Linked DNA regions of Homo sapiens: regions 1 and 3 are each linked to region 2. Evidence: chromatin contacts called from ENCODE Hi-C or POLR2A ChIA-PET data. All regions are on one chromosome and are shown on one strand. Each heading gives the region's core, a stretch centred on a gene start or an enhancer-like site at or near the end of the contact. The rest is flanking DNA. Distances are from core to core; before and after follow the strand shown. Region 1 holds the start of NXPH4 (neurexophilin 4). Region 2 holds the start of ATP5F1B (ATP synthase F1 subunit beta). Region 3 holds the start of ARHGAP9 (Rho GTPase activating protein 9).

Region 1 (4,435 bases), core at 163-2,662, 570 kb before region 2:
AGGCAGAGGTCCAAGTGTTGGGGGAAGAAATACACCCCTTCTAGACTCTACAGGGGCTGAGGGTACAGAGAATGAGGGTTTGGGGAATGACCTGCCTGCCCCCAAACTAGGTAGGTCACAGTTGGGGGTCAGAAAACAGGGAAGCCATAGGCAGGGGAGGCTGGTAGAAGGAAAATGGGGGACTGGGGCCTGGGCCCCCATTGCGGGCACACACCAGGGGCATAGGCAGATGGCTGCACTGTGAGGCAGGCACTGACACTCACTCATGCAAAGCCAACACCACACACCACACCAGTATACACATGTACCCTCGGCCCCAGTACTGGACCAAGCCTGGCTTCCCTGGACACATGCACACAGGTGCACACGGTGACCCACGCCCTCCACCCAGCACATATGAGCACAGCATGTTCGCAGGTTGAAGCCTCCAAGTCAGGAAGGAGGCAGATCAAGTCTGAGCTCCCTTAGCCTCTGGCTCTTCGCCCGAGAGCCTCAGGGAAAGAGGCCTTGGAGTGGGGTTGGAGGCAGGGAGGGCATGGGAGGAGAGACTCCCCTTCCAGACAGCCTCCCCCTTCAGTGGGGCACGAGAGGGGGGTGTGTCTGTGAGGTCGTGCAGGGGAGATGGTGTCTCCGTGGGAAATGTGATGGGAGGCTGGCTGTAGCCAAGTTCAGCCGTGTCTGCCTGAGTCCGTGTGTGCGTGTGTGCTCGGGCCATGGATGCTCCCGACACAGAGCCCACCTGGCATGGTGACAAGTGCAGAGAAGAGAAATGGGAAGGCGGGGGTGGAGGGGTGGAAGGACAGACAGACAGTGAGGCAGGCGAGCGAGACTGGCGCGGAAAGACGGCAAGGCTGACACCCTGCTGGCTTGTCTGTCTGTCTCGCACTCCCGCTCTGTCTGGCGCACTCGCGGGTCGGGCTTCGTCCCCTCCCCCGCCGCGCCTGAAGTCGGCTGCAAGGGGGACCTCCGCCCGGCACCCTCTCCAAGCCTCAGCCAACTTGCGCTAGGAGAGTGCCCGTCCTGAATCGGGCAGTCTGTCTGTCCGCTTCCCCCGCGCCGCGCAAAGTTGGGACGCTCGGAGCTGGGGGCGGGGCGGGCGCACGGAGCCCCTCGCACACTGGGACCTTCGCGTCCCGGAACCCCGCGCCCGCGCTAGCGCCCCAGCCCTGCCACTCTTACCTTCCTAAGGAGCCACGGGCCAAAGAGCAAGAGGAACCATTCCGGGAGCAGCCGCATCTTCTCTGGCGGCTGAGCGGGGCAGGCTGGGCGGGTCTCGGGCAGGCGGGAGCCAGGCCTAGGGACGCGGGGCTCCGGGCGGGCGGCGGGGCGGCTGCGGGAGCGGCGGGAGCGGCGGGAGCGGCGGGAGCGGCGGCGCGGCCCGCGGACTGGGCGCGAGGCGCGGAGCCGGCGCTGGGGGCGGGGCGCGGGCGGGGGAGAAAGTTGGGTCTGACTCCGCGGGCGGGGGGCGGGGCTCCGCGGCGCTCCAATCCCGGCCGCGCCCCGCGCGCCCCCTCCCGCCCAGCTGGGGGCACCGAAGGTGACTTTCACACCGGCACGCCCCGGACACGCCCCTGGCCCAGGTGCGAAGCGGAGGGGGTCGAGGGGCTCAGGCACTGGTCCCCCGAGAGGCCGCGTCTGTGCGCCCAGGAGGAACGGGGCAGGGCGTGGGGCTCTGGGCTCCGGGCCCGTGCACCTGGAGTGGGGGCGCCGCGGAGCCCAGCCGGACGACGCTCTCCAAGCCCCGGGCCTCTGCCCTGTTCAGGGCCAAGGTGTGTCGGGGCAGGCGCAGGGCAGGGGCCGAGGTGGGGACGGGCGGGGCCTCGGGCGGCTGCCGCCGCGCGATGCTGACGGGGATGGATGGGCGCCCCGCGGCTCATTCGGCCCGGAGATGAGAATCATTGATCACGGACGGAAACCCCATCACGTCTGTCAATAGGGCTGACAAACGGCGCCCTCCGCCCCGTCCCCGCCTCACCGCACCTCTGCGGTCTCAGGACCCCTCGGCTAGACCGGCTGTTCACCTTTGCCCCTGGCCCCCACCACTGACCCCCACGAGGCCCAGTGCGCCTCTGCATGGGGGCTGGGCAGGAAATCCCTCTCAGCGCCGCCTGCCTGGCCTCTTGGTGCAGTCTCTGTTCCTCCCCTCCCGCCGTCCCATCTTTCACCACCAGCTCTTCTAGATCCTTGTCCCCATTCCCTATCTCTGTCCTTGTCTCTGTCCCCAGCCCCAGCTCTCTGCCCCCATCCTCTTCTCTGTTTCTTCCTCGGTTCCCTCCTCCCCACTGCCTCTCTCTCTCCTGCCCGGGTGGTTTCAGCTGTCAGCTGTTGCTATGCACTGAGGCTGTGGCTGAGGTTGTGGTATGACCAACACCTAGACAGAGATAGGGACAAGCAAAGAGACTGAGAGACAGACACATCCCTTGAGAGCCCACCCCAGGGATGCACGCAGATGCCTTCACGGGGACAGGGCACACAGAGCGAAATACAGAGACAGGCGCACACCTAGCGGCACCCCAACACACAGAGGAGCACAGCAACAGAGGTGAGCACACCTGCACCCAGACGAGCACACCCAGACAGTTGCTCAGTGCGCTCACCCTCTCTTTGTCTTGGCAGAGAGCAAACACCCACAGAGGTGGACACACACACTGAGACATACACAGGTGTATGCTGTCACTGGCAGCCCAGAAGACAAGTGGGGGCACATACAAAGAAATGGACAGATAGATATGGGACGTGACAGCCACACACACGAGTCAGGAAAAGGACCGGTGCTGAGAGGACGAGGCAGATTCAGAGACACCCAGGGAGACAGGCAGAAGCCAGGAGGCAGGAACCTGGGTGCCGGGGTGGGGGTGGAGAGGAGAGAGGCAGGAAGGGGCAGAAATGTTCAGGCTCAAGGCCAAAAGGCCTTGAGCCAGAACCCTGAGCCCACGTTCCAGGCACGGGGGCTGCTTCAGTAGTAGGTGGGAACAGTGGGCACACCTAGGCGTAGGCTGTCCAGGACAGAAGCCCATTACCAGGGTCCTGGTCTTCTGGGGGCCGAACCCACTGCATCTCTCCTCCTTTAGCTACAGTCTCAGGCCACCTGTTCTCTCTCCAGTTACACACACACATGTGTGCGCGCTCGCACAAACACAAGTGCAAACACACACATGCACACTACTCGCCCTGTCTCTGGGTCTTTGCCTCTGTCCCCCTGTCTCTCCGCCTCTGGGTTTCTGCCTCTCATTCGGTATCAGCTTCTGTCCCTGGTTCTCAGCCTCTGTCCCTGGTTCTTCCCATCTCTCAGGCCAAGGTGAGGGCTTCCCACCTGCCTCCCGGGTGGGTAGTTTGAGAAACTGCCTCCTGGTGGACCTTCTCCTAGCAGGTCCTGACAGGCGGAGTGGGGGATGCTGACTGGAGGGGTATGCCTTCCAAGCTGCAGCGGGGGTCCCTTGTCGCTCTGCCCAGGATCTTGAGGTGACAGGCAGAGATCAGTGGCTCCCGGGGGGCACCAGATGCACCGATGGCAGAGGGGCAGGGTTGGGGCTGGTGGTGGTGGGAGCAGGCAGGCGCTGGGGCAGGGAGGGGAGCTGGCTGGCAGAGGGTGGAGGGGTGTGGCAAAATAGCCGGAGAGAAGGAAGCGAGAGACTGGGCTGGGGTCCCCCGCAGGTGCATAATGAGTGCTGAGGCGGGGGCTGTGTGGGGCTTCAGGATAGGCGGTGCTCCAGGCGTACAGACACCACCTGGTGGCCAGATTGGGACACAGACCTCCTACTCGGCAACCACGGATTCTGTTTCCCCGCAGTTGCCCATCCAGGGCCCTTTTGAAGGCAGGGGAGGATCTCAGAGTTGGCTTGGAGGATGAGGTTGGAGAGAGCTTCTGAAGGCTAAGAAGGGAAGGGGAGGGCTCCTCTTTCCACAGGTGCCTAGACTTGTAGCTTCCCCAAGGCAGAAGGAAGCCTGGGAGGAATCTCCTGGAGTTGAACCAGTGAGGGAGGAGGAATGAAAGGCAGCACTTCCTGGTTGGGAGTTGGGTAAGGGATCTTCAGACATTTGCAGCCACCCTTCCTGAGCTCATATTTGCTGTACTGGGACTCAAACCCTCTCTAGTCCTGGGCAGTGTAAACTGTGCAACTTTCTGCAAGAAGTTTCCCCCTCTAGGCAGGGGTTGAAATGGACCTGGACACTTTTGATTGACAGTTTTTTCCTGTTACCCCCTGGAATGACTGAAATGATTGGTGAGCTGGAGCTGCTGGGGGCCTAGAGGGCCTGGCAAACTGGTCTTCCCAGCTCTCCTTTACCGCAGGAGACACCTGGCTCTGGAATGCAGCATTTTACTTCGCATTTGATTCATTAGTCTCCACAAAGTGAGACGTCAGTGCTTCAAGAGCAGACTCAGGCAGAGAGAACCGCATGGGAGGACCCTGAAGGATGAGAAAACCTTTGCAGC
Region 2 (3,942 bases), core at 942-3,441:
CGCCCGGACTAATTTTTTTGTATTTTTAGTAGAGGCCGGGTTTCATCTTGTTGGCCAGCCTGGTCTCAGGTGATCTACAGGCCTTGGCCTCCCAAAGTGCAGGGATTACAGGTGTAAGCCACCACACCCAGCCAAAATCCTATGTTTTGATGCAGTCCACTGAAATTAGTTTTGATCCCACTCCACCATGGAATGATTTCCTAGTTGCCAAACCCAAACCCAGAGGATTTTTTTCAGCCCTAATTTTTTTTTCTTCTTTTTTATTTTTCTTTTTTTGTTGAGACAGGGTCTCACAACGTCAGCCAGCATGGAGTACAATGGTGCAATCTTAGCTCTCTGCAACCTCTACCTCCTGGGCTCAAGCCATATTCCCATCTCAGCTTCCCCAGTAGCTGGGACTACTGGCACATGCCACACCTGGCTAATTGTGTGTCTGTGTGTGTGTGTGTGTGTGTGTTTATTTTTTTACATATTTTTTAGAGACAAGGTTTCACCACGTTGCCCAGGCTGGTATTGAACTCCTGGGCTCAAGTTATCCACCCACCTCGGCTTCCCAAAGTGTTGGGATTACTGGGCTGGCCGTGCCCAGCCCAGCCCTTTTTACTTATTTTATTATTTATTTATTTATTTATTTTTTATTATTATTTTTGAGACGGAGTCTCGCTCTGTCACCAGGCTGGAGTGCAGTGGCACGATCTCAGCTCATTGAAACCTCCGCCTTCCAGGTTCACGCCATTCTCCTGCCTCAGCCTCCTGAGTAGCTGGGACTACAGGCGCCCGCCACCACGCCCAGCTAATTTTTGTATTTTTAGTAGAGACGGGGTTTCACCATGTTGGCCAGGATGGTCTAGATCGCTTGACCTCATGATCTGCCCACCTCGGCCTCCCAGAGTGCTGGGATTACAGGCGTGAGCCACCGTGCCCAGCCTATTTTATTTTATATATTTATTTTATTTTTTTAGAGAGTCTCACTCTGTCGCCCAAGCTGGAGTGCAGTGGCGCTATCTCGGCTCACTGCAAGCTCCGCCTCTCGGATTTACGCCATTCTCCTGCCTCAGCCTCCCAAGTAGCTGGGACTACAGGCGCCCGCCACCACGCCCGGCTAATTTTTTGTATTGTTAGTAGAGACCGGGTTTCACTGTGTTAGTCAGGATGGTCTCGATCTCCTGACCTCGTGATCCGCCCGCCTTGGCCTCCCATAGTGCTGGGATTACAGGCGTGAGCCACCGCGCCCAGCTAATTTTTGTATTTTTAGTAGAGACGGGGTTTCACCATGTTAGCTAGGCTGGTCTCGAACTCCTGACCTCAGGTGATCCACCTGCCTCGGCCTCCGAAAGTACTGGGATTACAGGCGTGAGCCACCGCTCCCAGCCTACCCTAAGAATTTCTATTCACATTTCATAGCTGAGGTCTCTCAGCTTCCTTCAAGGTGGACAATTCTGTATCTCTAGGTGACCCAATTTTATCCCCTCGTCTTTCGTGCACCCAGTTTATGCTAACCAGGAACCATCACATTATTGCATTGTTTGTTCACCTGGACCTTAAAAGGAAGGTTCTTAGTCTTATTTATCTTATTATTGAGTCTCCTCAATGCCCTGCTAAAGTACTGGTTACATTAGTTTATTTCATTTTAATAGGTTTAAATGATAAAGATCCTGTCTAGGTTGCTAATCTGTGCAATCGCCTGGGAGCTTGCAATCTCACTACTTCGAGAGAAAAACCTTATTTTGGCTCTAAAGAGGGCTCCTGACTTCGCCACGCTCACCTTCAGTGGTGCTTCACCGCACTACCACTTCCCTAACCACCGCCCCTATGGCTGTCACCTAGATCAAGGACCTATCTAAGGAGAAAGCCCAAGGACAGGCAAAGACAGGCCACGCACTTTCAACAGGAACTCGGCCCCTTTCCTAAACGTAGTTCCTCTGATTACCCTGTCCAACGGACGTCGCTATGATCCAATTAAGTTTTGAGGCTCAGAGTGACGCCCTCTAACCTCACACTGTCCAATAAAAAAAGGAGTTTCAGATTAGCACCAGTTTTGACCAATGGATGAGAAGATCAGCGTGTATTAACCTGTAGAAGCAGCACAGAGAATGATGAGCAGCCAGTTCACCCAATGGACCTGCCTACTGCAGCGTAGGCCTCGCCTCAACGGCAGGAGAGCAGGCGGCTGCGGTTGCTGCAGCCTTCAGTCTCCACCCGGACTACGCCATGTTGGGGTTTGTGGGTCGGGTGGCCGCTGCTCCGGCCTCCGGGGCCTTGCGGAGACTCACCCCTTCAGCGTCGCTGCCCCCAGCTCAGCTCTTACTGCGGGCCGCTCCGACGGCGGTCCATCCTGGTAAGTGCTTTTCTCTAGGAGCTAACGTTCCATTTTGCCGCCCCATGACCTTGAGCCGGGGAACGATGGTAGCTCGGGCCTAAGGGATCCGTGGTGTTAAAAGGATGCCTGGAGCCGCGTCTTGCTCTCTAATGGCTGGAGAACAAGAATGGGACACCCATAGGAGGTTTCTTCGACCCAGCTCTGTCCCATTTTGTATAAAGTCCTTTGTGTGACGGAAAAGGTGCGGGCAGGTGCGTTGACCTTCCGGTTGAATAGGGGTACTGAACTCTCGAAAAATGGGGTCTTGTGCATGCGGATGGGAAGGCTGTGCAGGCGCTTTATCGATCGCTGCGCGGCCTTCCCTCTTGGACACGCGTTCCGTACAAGCGGAAAGAGGCCTGACTTCGGCTGAGTTTTCCTCTCCTTGTGTGTTAAGTCCTGGCTTCCGATGACCTTTAACTGGCCTGACCCCAGCTCCTTCCAATATCTTTTGTCTGTTAGTCAGGGACTATGCGGCGCAAACATCTCCTTCGCCAAAAGCAGGCGCCGCCACCGGGCGCATCGTGGCGGTCATTGGCGCAGTGGTGGACGTCCAGTTTGATGAGGGACTACCACCAATTCTAAATGCCCTGGAAGTGCAAGGCAGGGAGACCAGACTGGTTTTGGAGGTGGCCCAGCATTTGGGTAAGTAGAGTTTGTTAGGAATAGTAAAGACCTTGTGTAGCCCAAATATCCCCAAAACCAAGCTGTCTGCCTTCTATGATGATTTTATCAAAATGACTTTCGTTCTTCTGAGTTTGCTGAAGCCACATTTAGGTACTGAGAAGGAGTCTTGGTCGATTTAGGTCTTGATACCAATTTATCCTTATGTATAACCCTGCGATGCCTGTATCTAACAGGTGAGAGCACAGTAAGGACTATTGCTATGGATGGTACAGAAGGCTTGGTTAGAGGCCAGAAAGTACTGGATTCTGGTGCACCAATCAAAATTCCTGTTGGTCCTGAGACTTTGGGCAGAATCATGAATGTCATTGGAGAACCTATTGATGAAAGAGGTCCCATCAAAACCAAACAGTAAGTTGCTCTTATTGCATCTATGCACAAAGGAACTTCTGTTATTTGCAGTTTTACACATTAAGGTGACATGTTCTCCTAAAGCAGAATTTTTCTTCTGATACGTTCGATTATTAAAATCACACAGTGCAGTTTCACCTGAAGAAATTAGGATGCAGAATTTCTGATTGACAAAAGCCTACTACTTGAGGTTTTTTTTTTTGAGAGGGAGTTTCGCTCTCGACTCACTGCAACCTCCACCTCCTGGGTTCAAGTGATTCTCCTGTCTCAGCCTCCTGAGTAGCTGGGATTACAGGTGCATGCCATCATGCCCGGCTAATTTTTGTATTTTTAGTACAGATGGGGTTTCACCATGTTGGCCAGGCTGGTCTCGAACTCCTGATTTTGGGTGATTCCCCCCCCACCTCGGCCCCCCAAAGTGCTGGGATAACAGGCATGAGCCACTGCGCCTGGCTAGTTGAGTATTTTTAAGACTCGGTCTTATGGCTTAGGTTTAGGAGTCTCCAAAACTTGTAGGTTTTTGTATTTGCTATTGCTATGTGAGGGAA
Region 3 (4,339 bases), core at 1,231-3,730, 830 kb before region 2:
TGGCATGAACCTGGGAGGCGGAGGTTGCAGTGAGCCGAGATCACGCCACTGCACTCCAGTCTGGGCGACAGAGCAAGACTCCGACTCAAAAAAAAAAAAAATTTTTTTTGTAGAGGCAGGATCTCACTATGTTGCACCTCAAGCTCCTAGGCTCAAGTGATATTCTGCCTTGGCCTCCCAAAGTGCTGGGATTATAGGTGTGAGCTACTGTACCAGGCCAATATTTATTGATTTCATATTAAACTAAATAGTGGTATTGGGAGAGAAACAGGTTTGTGATAAGTTCAGTTTGGTTCATACTGAGTTTGTCGTACCTGTGAAATACTCAAGTGGATTTTCTGGTGGACAGTGGATTAGATGGGAGCCCCAGAGAAAGATCTGGACTTGAGATACAGTCCTTAGCAGCACATGGAAATCATTTGAGCTGGGGAGAGAATAAGACCACCCAGGGAGGGTATGCAGAAAGCACAGGGCACAGGATCTCAGATAGGCTTCTGTGGTTTAAGGAACAGGCAGAGGAAGGTCATTTCTCATGCCACAGACAAGGAACTGCCAGAAAGGTAAGAGGGATACCAGCAGAGTGTTTGTAGGAGAGAAAGGTCAATTGTGTTGCCTGCTACTGAGATGTCAAGCAACATAAGGATTGCATAAGGACTGCAGGATGCTCAGGCAAGGTCGGGGGTGACTCTATTGAGGAGTGACTTTGAAAAGGTGGCGGAGTGAGGGGACAGGAAATGGAGATCCCCTCTACAGTGTAGGCAACTCAAGAAGTTCGACTGTAAAAAGAAAGAGAGAGGCTGGACTCGGTGGCTTACGCCTGTAATCCCAGCACTTTGGGAGGCTGAGGTGGGCAGATCACGAGGTCAGGAGTTCGAGACCAGCCTGGCCAACATAGTGAAACCCTGTCTGTACTAAAAATACAAAAAAAAATAGCGGGCATAGTGGCAGGCGCCTCTAATCCCAGCTACTTAGGAGGCTGAGGCAGGAGAATCACTTAAACCTGGAAAGCGGAGGTTGCAGTGAGCAGAGATTGTGCCACCGCACTCCAGCCCAGGCAACAGTGCAAGACTCTGTCTCAAAAAAAAAAGAGAAGAAGAAAGAGAGAGAGACATATATATGGTGGTACCTGGAAAGCCCAGTAAGGGGAGGTTTGTCTAAAGATGGGAGAGACTTGGATATGTTTAAAAGTGAATGCGACGAAGCTAACAAAAACAAGCTAAAGTATAGGAGAGAGAGTTTCAGAGAAGGCAAAAAAAGGGTGGATTCAAGCACTGAACACCAAATGAATAAATAAGTGAATAAATGGGTGAAATTAGTCACTATTTTGGAAGTGGGAAGGAAGAGTTGAGGGGTAGGATTCTCCATGTGTTGAAGTGAAGTAAACTAGGAAGATCACTGAGGCAGAAGCCCAGTACTAGCCACCCAGCCCTCAGGGGAAGAGAGCTGGCTCTCTGATATCACCAGTGGGGAGGGTCATTCGCTCCTTAACCCACCTCTCCAAACCCAAACAGAAAGCCTCACATTGTGCAGTGGAGAAGCTGAGAGAAGAGGAAAAGAGGAGTGGCCAGGTAAGGCAGAAGCAGAAGTGTGGGTTTTAAAGTGCTGGTAATCCAGGGAAGGTCACTTCCCACCTTCCACCAAGGAGAAGCTGGCATCAGTCCCCTATCTACCTGTCATAGCGTCTTGCATTACTTGTCCATTGTTCCTGATTCAATTGTAATTATTAAGTTTATTGTGTCATTAGTTAAGGTCTGTCTCTCCTTAAGCTCCAAAAGGGCTCATTCCCTTCTCTCATCTCCAGTGCCTGACACTGCTCCTTGCACGCAGGAGGCACTCAATCAATCCTTGATAAAAGCATAAATGAGGCCGGGCGCAGTGGCTCACACCTGTAATCCCAGCACTTTGGGAGGCTGAGGCGGGTGAATCACCTGAGGTCAGGAGTTCTAGACCAGCCTGGCCAACATGGTGAAACCCTGTCTCTACTAAAAATAAAAAAACTAGCCAGGTGTGGTGACAGGCACCTGTAATCCCAGCTACTCGGGGGACTGAGACAGGAGAATCACTTGAACCCGGGGGGCGGAAGTTGCAGTGACCCGAGATCTCGCCATCACACTCCAGCCTGGGGGACAAGAACGAGACTTCGTCTCAAAAAAAAAAAAGCATGAATGAACCCACACACTAAAGTAGCTCCTGCCTCAAGAGGCTTGTGTGTACAGGACAGTATCAAGGCTTCTCAGCTCCCAAAATCGTGTCCTGGATTGGGAGGGTGGTGATATTTCAACTCTGAATCCCTCTGTGTTTCTCCCACTTTGTCTTTCTCTCTGATTTGGTCTTGGTATTTATTTGGCTTTCTGTTTCTCTGTCACCATGTCTCTCTGAGTCTGCACAGGAAGCACGCAGCTATGGTCTGAGGTGACTGGTAACGGAAACATTGATGCTTGCATAAATTTAATAAAGAATAACACACATTTTTGTCTTTGTCATTAACCTTGTGTCTCCCTGTTTCTGTCTTGAACCTGATTCTTTCTTCTTATCTCCTTCCTGTGTCCACCTCAAGACTCCCACCACTACCCAGGACCAACTCCTGCTCCTGAATCTTCTGATGGGCCCCACAAGGTACTTGGAGGAAAACTACTGGCCTAGGTCATCTCCTCTAATTTCCTGCCTTGCTGGCCATGCAGCCCTGCTGACCACATCCTCTCTCATGTTACTTACATACTTCCTCACCAGACACCACCAGGAGTTCTCAGCCCCCAAAACCTGTCACCGATCCTCACCAGGCTGTTTGCTCTACCCTCTCCCCCAACTCAAGGGCTCCCGTCCTCACCTCCCTGCAACACTGCTCCTAGAACCATGTCTGTCTACCTGGAGACAGCCAGGCCTATTCCCTTCTGGGTCTCCAGTGTCCCTTTTTCTCACAGGTGACAGTGCTGGCTACAATGCTATCCAGCCGGTGGTGGCCAAGTTCCTGGGGGATCCTAGGGCTGGGCCCCCGAAGCCCTCCTCGGGGATCCCAGCTCTGTGCCCTCTATGCCTTTACTTATACTGGGGCAGATGGCCAGCAGGTGTCTCTGGCTGAAGGGGATAGGTTCCTACTGCTTCGAAAGACCAACTCCGACTGGTGGTTGGCAAGACGCCTAGAAGCTCCCTCCACCTCTCGACCCATCTTCGTCCCAGCAGCCTATATGATAGAGGAATCCATCCCTTCCCAGAGTCCAACTACCGTCATCCCCGGCCAATTGCTCTGGACTCCTGGTGAGTAAGCGCTAAGCCCTCTCCCTTCACCTTCCTACCTCCCATCACCTTCCTACCTCCCTGGCTTCTGGGAATTTTGGGGAGGTCCCCCTCCCTCAAGCTTCTGCTAACCATCTTCTCTTGTTTTTCTTTGATCAGCCTACCTCTTGCCCCCGCCATGGCATCCTCATCCCACTGCCTGTCCTCCTAGTCCTAAGGCTTCTAGGTCTCATGCCATTTTCCACATCCTCCCTCTGCCCTTCTTGTCTTCCCTGTGAGTTCCCAAGATGAGGGACCCAGTTACAACAACACCTCTGATCACCTGCCACCCACCCTCCCCTTTTCTGTTTCCAGGGCCGAAGTTGTTTCATGGTTCCCTGGAGGAGTTGTCTCAGGCCCTCCCAAGCAGGGCTCAGGCTAGCTCGGAGCAGCCTCCTCCACTTCCCCGCAAAATGTGTAGGAGCGTCAGCACTGACAATCTGAGCCCCAGCCTTCTGAAGCCTTTCCAGGAAGGACCAAGCGGAAGATCCCTCTCCCAGGAAGACTTGCCGTCAGAAGCCAGTGCCAGCACAGTGAGTCACAGCTCTTCTGAGCTGGGCCCTGTTCTAGGCACAGGACAGACAGCACCTCTGTCTTCAGGGGACTCCCCTGGGGATGACAAACACAAAAACAAATAAATAAGATAACGCTTGGTACTACTGATAAGTCTAAAGGCAAGTTAATGTGGTGGAGAGTGGCTGAGGTGGTGCGGGGAGACATCTGTGAGGTCACGGCATTCAGTTGACTCTGAGCAAGGAGGAGAAAGAGGCAGCCGAGAGGCAAACTGGGTAGGAGGTGAGAAGGGACAGTAGGTACCAAAGGCCCTGAGGGGACAGGGCACAGGGCGCAGTGGAGGCACTGAAAGGCCAGCCCTGTGCTCTTCCTTCCTCCAGACTCCTAGCCCAGGGCAGGGTTTTTCTGTGTTCTGCTTGCCTGATAGGCTACAGCAGGTCTCCTCTAGAGATGTGACTTGCCCAGCCCTTCCCTCTCTTTCTTAACCGTGGGTGGAAAGGGGCTCCTCTTCCCTTCTGTAGACCCTTCTCTGTCTTCTTTTACCTTGCAGGAT

What was found. Hi-C counts contacts between places; a loop is a spot of excess contacts on that map. ChIA-PET counts read pairs that join two places held with the same protein, here RNA polymerase II (POLR2A). Pooled maps may share reads with other maps.
Region 1: a loop to region 2 is called in a pooled map, with 2.8 times the contacts of the local background. The contact joins the promoter of NXPH4 here to the promoter of ATP5F1B in region 2. A Hi-C loop is called at or near these places in 1 of 168 maps with a recorded cell type or tissue (naive thymus-derived CD4-positive, alpha-beta T cell), 7 of 37 single-sample maps with no recorded cell type and 8 of 50 pooled maps. POLR2A ChIA-PET finds 5 or more read pairs at or near these places in 2 of 52 experiments (GM12878 and WTC11).
Region 3: a loop to region 2 is called in a pooled map, with 4 times the contacts of the local background. The contact joins the promoter of ARHGAP9 here to the promoter of ATP5F1B in region 2. A Hi-C loop is called at or near these places in 3 of 37 single-sample maps with no recorded cell type and 12 of 50 pooled maps. POLR2A ChIA-PET finds 5 or more read pairs at or near these places in 2 of 52 experiments (activated T-cell and naive thymus-derived CD4-positive, alpha-beta T cell).

Annotation. Positions count from the first base shown.
Region 1 is chr12:57,213,771-57,218,205 of GRCh38, reverse strand. NXPH4 (neurexophilin 4) reads right to left here and starts at 1,412. Exons shown (of 2, transcript NM_007224.4): 1 at 1,180-1,412. The coding sequence starts at 1,236. RefSeq lists enhancers at 152-758, 759-1,367, 1,515-2,014, 3,012-3,534 and a silencer at 1,390-1,849.
Region 2 is chr12:56,644,233-56,648,174 of GRCh38, reverse strand. ATP5F1B (ATP synthase F1 subunit beta) reads left to right here and starts at 2,191. Exons shown (of 10, transcript NM_001686.4): 1 at 2,191-2,338; 2 at 2,822-3,004; 3 at 3,220-3,394. The coding sequence starts at 2,212. SNORD59A (small nucleolar RNA, C/D box 59A) reads left to right here and starts at 3,074; the gene lies at 3,074-3,148. RefSeq lists enhancers at 1,674-2,382, 2,104-2,433, 2,383-3,093.
Region 3 is chr12:57,478,007-57,482,345 of GRCh38, reverse strand. ARHGAP9 (Rho GTPase activating protein 9) reads left to right here and starts at 2,480. Exons shown (of 18, transcript NM_032496.4): 1 at 2,480-2,616; 2 at 2,922-3,255; 3 at 3,589-3,806. The coding sequence starts at 2,940. RefSeq lists enhancers at 2,067-2,156, 2,327-2,376, 3,897-3,946, 4,307-4,339.